Linked DNA regions of Homo sapiens: region 1 is linked to region 2. The links are chromatin contacts, found by Hi-C or POLR2A ChIA-PET in ENCODE. All regions are on one chromosome and are shown on one strand. The core of a region is the stretch at or near the end of the contact, and the rest is flanking DNA. Distances in the headings are between cores, read along the strand shown. Region 1 overlaps UBAC2 (UBA domain containing 2). Region 2 overlaps CLYBL (citramalyl-CoA lyase).

Evidence for each region. Hi-C counts contacts between places; a loop is a spot of excess contacts on that map. ChIA-PET counts read pairs that join two places held with the same protein, here RNA polymerase II (POLR2A). Pooled maps may share reads with other maps.
Region 1: a loop to region 2 is called in a map of naive thymus-derived CD4-positive, alpha-beta T cell, with 8 times the contacts of the local background. The contact joins two enhancer-like sites. A Hi-C loop is called at or near these places in 2 of 168 maps with a recorded cell type or tissue (GM12878 and naive thymus-derived CD4-positive, alpha-beta T cell) and 9 of 50 pooled maps. POLR2A ChIA-PET finds 5 or more read pairs at or near these places in 4 of 52 experiments (CD4-positive, alpha-beta T cell, Panc1, activated CD4-positive, alpha-beta T cell and 1 more).

What each region holds. Positions count from the first base shown.
Region 1 is chr13:99,268,912-99,272,792 of GRCh38, forward strand. All of the region lies in intron 4 of UBAC2 (UBA domain containing 2), which reads left to right. Among named protein-coding and RNA genes, the nearest start is that of GPR18, 12 kb to the left of the region's middle. Within about 2 kb of position 1,645, at least 2 of the 41 ENCODE cell types and tissues checked have a DNase peak (open chromatin) inside an H3K27ac peak, as active enhancers do.
Region 2 is chr13:99,656,278-99,660,025 of GRCh38, forward strand. All of the region lies in intron 1 of CLYBL (citramalyl-CoA lyase), which reads left to right. Among named protein-coding and RNA genes, the nearest start is that of MIR4306, 15 kb to the left of the region's middle. RefSeq lists enhancers at 1-35, 1,936-2,025, 2,036-2,085, 2,966-3,481. Within about 2 kb of position 1,699, at least 29 of the 41 ENCODE cell types and tissues checked have a DNase peak (open chromatin) inside an H3K27ac peak, as active enhancers do.

The DNA.
Region 1 (3,881 bases), core at 395-2,894, 390 kb before region 2:
AGAGAAGAAACTGGGGCAGAACTGTCTTCCACTGTTGAAAGGGCTGCCCAGTGAAAGAGGAGTTAAATAAGGGGGGAATGGCCTGTGGTGAATGAAGACCACGGGGACATGCTACGGGATATAGCTTTGGGCTTGGCATAAGGAGTAACTTTGCAGCACTCACTGTCTCAAGATGAGGTGATCTCCCTTGGGAGCTGCTGAATTTGACACTGAGGATACTCAGGCTGTGGCTGGGAGAGTGCGAGGCAGGGGTGTTGCAGGAAGTCCACTCATTGGTAGGTACCACAAATGGAGTGCCTATGAAATCCCTTTAAACCGTGAGCATTCTGTGGTTTAAATGAGCTATATTCTGATTCTGTGCTCTTCTTTATTGTGAGATTCATAAGTAGGCTTAGAGAACTAGAGAAATTAATTGGAGTCCAGCCAAGGGACCGCATTTCCCAGGATGTTCTGTGCAGCCTAGTACTGGTACAGCAGAACTTGTTCCAGGACATAATTCACTGCAATGTAGAGTTATTATTATATTTCTCAAATTCTGTAATACAAAGAGGTTTGATATTTTTTCTATATAATCTAAGTGATTGATTTTTTGCTTTCTTATAAGCAAGGGGTATTTTTAAATTTTGAAGTACGTACTTCCAGAAAGTCTTTATAAATACTTAAAGAGGAATAGAATGAGAAAATCCTGACACCATTAAGGTAAGAGCTAAATAATGAGTTGGTAGGGTGACATATTTGAAACATTTATAAAATAAAATATTCAAAATAAATTACATTTTTCATATTATTACTACGAATTCTTACAGAACTTCAATCTAGACTGTAAGCTTCCATGTTAAAGCTGTTTTCCCCTTTCTGAAATGAGCATGCTCAGCAGTTCAGTAGGCATTGCCTGCAGTAACACTGCACTAGATGGCAGTGTTACATAGAACTTGATAAAAGCTTTAACTCCTCTAAAATAAGTTATTAAATGGGGATCATATGGTGAAACATTTTTGTAATAAATAACAGAATGGTATTATACTTTATACAAACACCTTTAACAGTTTGATACCCTGTGACTATTTCATAAAGGCGTGTGCTGTAGTTAGAATTAAAAACTGGTATTGTGTATGTGTGTTAATTTTTCCTAAACAACACAATAAAGTATTTTAAACACCACTGGTATAGCAATTGTGAAACTCCTATGATGTAAACCTAAGAATGATTTTTAGTTCTGATTATTCATGGGCTCAGCTCAGCACAGTTCCAAATTTTAACTACGTAAGGTGAGGCAACACACTACTTGGCCCTAATAGTAACATTAAAGAAAAAAATAATCATTATCTGAAAATTATTGAGCTAATCAAAGAGAATTGTAAGCAGATATTTTTATCAAGGGCATATGGTAATATTGTTTGCCATTTTGTGTCTCTTTGAAGTCTTATATGAACCACAGACTGTTTTCACTAGAATGCACATGTATGTAAATGTTAATAAGAAAATAATTGGAATTTAGCAGAGGTGAATATTATGGTCACATTTATAGTCATCAGCTTTTGTCTTCCTAAATAATGCTCCTTAGCTAATTCTTGGGCACAGATCAAGTGTTAGATTTTAATTACTACTTTTTACATTTCTATATCAATGTCCAAGATTATAGTGGTATCAACAACAAGTAGAATATTTTCAAAACCCAGAAAGTAAGTAAGTAGGGAACGAGAGTTTGTACTTAGAAACATAGTTAGATAGAAATTGATGGTTGATGGTGTGGACATGCACATGAGTTCTGAAGAAGAATAAAAATAAGGAACAGGAAGCTGAACTGTAAAAGATGATTTTCAGTACATTGCGTACTTTTATTAACTTAGAAAATATGCTAATCTTTTATGGTAAATTATGGAGGAAGTCAATTTCAGTCATGTTTTAGGAGAAGAAAGAATTTCCAAAGTGAGGAAGAGAATAGCTTGACACTTCCTTGTATAAAGTAGCCACTTAGTAAATGTTTGGGTATTTATGCATGCATGAATGAATGAGAGAATTCTACCTCATATTTTACAAGAGCAATCGGCTCTTTTCTGATTTCCCCAATCTTTTTGCATTCTCTTTTCCTCTTGTTAAATTATTTGTTGAGCACCTACTTTATGATAAGCCTTGTTCTGGGCTCTGAGGATCCTGCACTGATCAAAGCAGACAAAATCTTTGTCCTCATCGACTGTACATTGTAATTGAGGGTAAAAGACAGTAAACAAAATAAAAATTTGTAATATATATATGCCAGATCATGATCTGTGTTGTACAAAACTAAATAAACTAGGGAAGGGAATGCCAGGGTGTGAGTGGGATTGCAGTTTTAATAATTCTAGTAAGGAAAAGCTTCAGAAATCAGGTAATATTTGAGCAAAGACCTGAAGGGGTCAAGGTGTGAGCTATGTGGAGATATTGGGGAAAGTATTCCAGATATCAGAGACTGCCAGTGCCAAGGCCCTCAGGTGGAGATGGGACCATCCCGTACGTGGACAGCTGGAGCAGAGTGATGGGGGGATGGGGTGTGGGAAGATAGCAGGAGATGAGGCCAGGGAGGTAAGAGTGGTCACTGTCCTGTCAGGCCATTGTACTAATTTTGGCCTTTAATCAGGGCATTCGGGAGCCATTGCATGATGCTTTGGGAGATGAAGTCATGTTGGCCTGTGCTTTCTTTTCATTGTTTCCCATTCTTTTTTAAAAAAGCACTTAATCATTTTATACATACTTAGAGTTTTTAAATTGTTTTTCACTTCTGCTTCTCAGGTTATCAAATTCTCCCTCAGGGTAGTCTGTTGTTTCTTAGAGTTTTAATTTTTTATTGTGAACTCATTTTCAGTGGTTTCATTTGCTCTTCGAGTCCCCATGTCCCCCAGCTCACAAAAGTATCTCTGTTGAGGGATTTTGTGTTTACTACTGCTGGGTCCTGAGGGGTTTTTGTTGCCTGGATTAGCTTTTATATTATTTTCTTACCTTAGAGCTCCCAGACCATTCAAGTGGGGGTAAATCTAGGCCACAAATTCAGGTATGATGTTGGCCTTAGATTTTAATTTTTTGTTAGGACTGTTTGATCTTTTTGTTTCCAAGGCTTTTAATGTAAGCTAACTTTCTTTGTTGTTTCAGCAGACTATAAATGGAATATTTTTAGTCTTCTCTCTAAAAGACAGTGATCTTTGATGGTCTGGGCTCAGTCCCAGCTCTCTTTCCTTGAGCTGCTTAAGGTCACCTCTTTTAGCTCTACTAGACCTAAAAATCCCAGCCCTCAACTCCAGGGGCTTGTATCTAGGTCAAGTGCCTTGTGGGCCACTAAAGCAGCCCATATTTTAATTTCTATCTTTGTTTCTGATATCTGGGTTCATTAGAGAAATTTTTAAGCATGTATAAGAAAGGAGAGAACACTGTAATGAACCCCATGTTTCAACATCACCCACTTTCAACACTGATCAACTCATGGCCACCTTGTTTTATCTATATCCTTAATCTTAAGCCATTCTCATGGGCCTGTGACAGACTCTCTTTGGCATATAAACCCAGGAGCAGGAATGTAGGGTCATAGGATATATGAGTGTCTTAGTAAACTCGTGCTGTCATAGAGTGGGTGGCTTACACAGAAATTTATTTTCTCACAGTTTTGGAGGCTAGAAGTCCAAGATCAGGATGTTGGCATGGTCAAGTTCTGGTGAGGGCCTGCCGTCTTCCTGACTTGCAGATGGCCACCCTCTTGCTGTGTCCTTACATGGCTGAGAGAGCTCACTTTGGTCTCTCTTCCTCCTCTTACAAGGGCACTAATCTCATCATGGGGGCCCCACCCTCATGACCTCACCTAAACCTAATTGCCTCCCAAAGGTCCTACCTCCAAATACCACCACATTGGGGGC
Region 2 (3,748 bases), core at 449-2,948:
GGTGCAGTTCTAGGCAGACCACTAGATGGCACTCACACATTGGTGTTCAGTCGGGTCCACGGCACTTTCCACTTTGGGCTTCTGTAAAATCTCCCCATGAACTAGCCAAAGCTTTGTATCTGTCATCCCGCCATTTGTCCCTCTAACCTCTCTTGATCGTCTACAGATAGGTATATATATATGTTCCTCTCTAGTTCATTTTTCTCTTAACATTTAGTGACCTTAAAAACCTGGCAGAAATACCTTCAAAGCCTCCCACCTTGTTAGCTGCATTGCCGCATTTTTACTGTTCTCCTAAGCCAATGTTTACATGGCAGTAAATCCATGTTTAGAGTAGGTAATAGAGAAACCTGTTTCTCTCTCAGTCACTCTGAGGGTATGTTTGATAAAGAAATGGAAATTGAGAGGATGAGTTATTAAAAGGATTAATAGGTAACAAATTTTTTTAAAATTTCCATTCAAAATTATGGGTTGGTAAATTGTAAGATACTTAAAATTAATGAGTTGTTTTATCAAATCATTTTCTGTTGTTAGAGAATTTTCAGCAAGCTGAGATTCAAATGCAAAATGTCTTATTGCATACTGCTGGCTCTAGGAAGGAGGAGGGACAGACAGGAAATCATGGTTGATGTTATCTTTACCAAGGTGCATGTGGTGTGAAAGCAAAACCCCATCTTAAATTCATCATCCGTTCTGATGTTGCACAGAAATGAAAATTAATTTCTATATGTCAACTAAAATGGATTCTGCTCCTGCCTGGTTCAATTCTGTCTTAGCTGCGTGGACATCTTGGGGAGCTGCTCTGATGGTACATGCAGACGTGCTTCATCTGTGCACTTCTTAGCTGAGATAACAGTGCTCCGAGCCCCACTGTTAAGGTTAACCTGTATACTGCAGAAGGACAACAGATGGAAATTCTGGTTTGCAGCCACTGCAGAAAAATAAAAACATGTTCCAAAGGGAAAAGGATCTTGTATTTCTGCGTTTGAACCTTTGATCCGCATTCACATCTGAAGGGAGGGCTAAACCTTTTGGTGGAGACACATGGCTTTGCATCTGTGAAAACACAGCTGTATAGAGCAAAACAAAACTAGTGGAAAATACAATGGTTTTGCTGTGTCAGGCTCACCGCTAATGCTTGAATTCTATATAAATATTGTCTTTTGATAGTTCTTTCAAAAATCTTTCTTGACTTTCCATATAATTGTCCAATAATGTTATTCTTTTAAATTCAGATTTGGGGCTTTTTAGGATTAAGGCACAAATGTCTCTTTTCTTTTAAAAAGGCAGTAAAATAAACAGATTGTAGTTAGATCATAATAACATCTAAATTTTGACCTAATTAGAGGGGGAGATGGGGAAAAAAACTCTTTAAAAGAAGATTAAGGTAAAGTTCTAACTTTATCCTTGATTCTGAATTTTTTTTCTTTTTTGGAAATATTGCATACATTTTATACTGCAAGTTACAATGTGAAGGGCCTTTGAAGCACTCTAAAGAGACTTAGCTGCTTTGTTTTGAGCAATTAAGGTTTGTTATTGAGTGAATTAAGCAGCTCTGCTGTGGCTCATCTGTAAATAGTGGTCTTCAGCGAGTTTCTTGATCCGCTTTTCCCAGGAACAGAAGCCAAGTCGGCTTCCTTAGGAGCTGCTCGCCCTGAGTCTCCATGTTTCCTCGCAGTCCGGGGCAGAACCCAAGCCCGTGCCTTCCTCGCCCTGCCTTCGGAGTTTCCTGCTATTGACCTGGCGGGGCGCGCCAGCCCTCCCTGCCCGCTGGTGCCGCGGTCCCTCTCGGCTGCAGCAGTGGGGCACAGGGACGTCATGGACAAAAGACGAGGATGCCAGTTCGATGTGCGAGCAGAAGGCCGCCTGCGTGCGCTCTGCAGAGCAACCGGCCCGGTTTCATAAGGGGCCGCCGGCAGGGGACTGCCATGGCGCCCCCTCCTACCCTTTTTGGCACCAGCAGCTTCATCCGCAGGCCCACTCGGGGTGAATAGTGTGGGAGCTCTCAAGAGAAAGAATTTTAGGTTTGTCGATAGTAATCACCACCTTCAGCGCTCCTCCCACTGCTGGAGAGACCGCGGACTGGGTGACAAGTCTTCCAGGCTCCCAGAAAGTTTCTGCTGCAAAGCGCAGGGTCCGCCTCCCACTTCCAGGAGGGACCAGGAGGGAACCATCGCGAAACCCCGAGGCTGCCGGGGACTCTGACTGAGGCCTTTCCTCCTGTGTCCCTCTCCCCCACGCCGGCCTCCCCTCCTTTCAACTCTCTGCGCTTTGAAACCGCGGAGTTGGGGTAGCTAGGCCCTCCAGCCCGGCGACAGGCCTCGGCCACAGGCAGCGGGGCGGGGTGTGGACAGGAACAAGGAGGTGGGGTGGGGAGGAAGCCTCGGGCAGAGCAGGTTCTCTGCGGAGTTTCGGCAGCCGGGTTTATCCATTTTGATTAAAGAAAAGTAAAAAAAATCCCCCAAAACCAAACAACAAAAACCCTCTCCCAACCCCCAACCCGCCTCCACAGCTGCATTTTGTTCCTGGGACTGTTGGTGTCACCAGAGCCTCTTTTTTTATGCAATCCTAGACTCCATTGCAAAGGACTTGTAAAGCCTATTAATTTTTCAGGCAAAACAGATCAAGCCTGCCTTTGATGCTGCTGTTTCCTAATTTAGTATTCAAAGGTAAAGAATCCTACTACCGTCTCTTCACTTTTTACATAATTAAAAGAGATTTTTCCCCCAGGGGCAAAGAACTAGTTGCTTAGTATTTTTTGAAGTGAAAGGTCTAACTTTATATCACATCTGTTTTTATGCTCTTTCCTAAACATAACCAATATTTACTCTTTGCTGGTACTTAGTTGCATGCTATTCACCCTTGCATTTTAATTTCTGACAGAGAGGGGATTAGTATTCCTCTTCTAAATCATCCTCTAAGCTATGTGTGTGTGTGTGTATATATATATATGTATATATATGCGTGTGTGTGTGTATTTCTCCTCTAACAAACTGAGAGTGCAATTTAAAAAACTGTAGAATCAGTGATTGCCCTAACTTGTGCATGACTCTTGATTTCACACAGGAGCATTCAAAAGTTCCGTTAAGTGGGCTTTCACAGGTTTCCATCTGCTGTGTTTAATAGCAAATTGCGACCCTTCAAACCACTTCAAGGCCTTTTGTGTTCTTATCTGTGCATTTCAATACTTGCTGGGGAAGTGCCTTCAGTTTCACTACATATGCAAAAAGCCAGGCTTGAATTTTTTGACACCCCCTTTTCATTTGTTGGTGGAGTCCTGTTTTCTATTGTTTGCTTGTTGATGTTGGCAAAAGTCATTTATTTAATGATGCCAGGAATACTATGCCCTATTCTTTATTGGCAGGAAATCCTAAAACATCCGGGAGTAGTTTAAAAATTAATGCATGCCGTTGAAACTTACATATTGGCATAGTTTTATTTTCCCATCATAAGGTAGATGATATTTTAAAGGTATTATATAGTAATAGTCACCAGAAGCCAATTAAAACCACTAGGATTCTATCAAAAACCTGTTTGGCGGCATAAATAATTGATATGTGGAAATAAAGCAGCATTCTCTGGGCAGGGGCCTCCTGTACAGACCTGGGTGGCGTTAGCAGTCTCTCTTCTGTGAACCAGGGGGCGATTTCTGGGCATAATATCACCTGGATTTAAAAAACTTAATAATAAGGCCACACACGCATTTTTAAAAAAACTTCCCTTGCCTGTGGAGACAGAGAGGAGATAG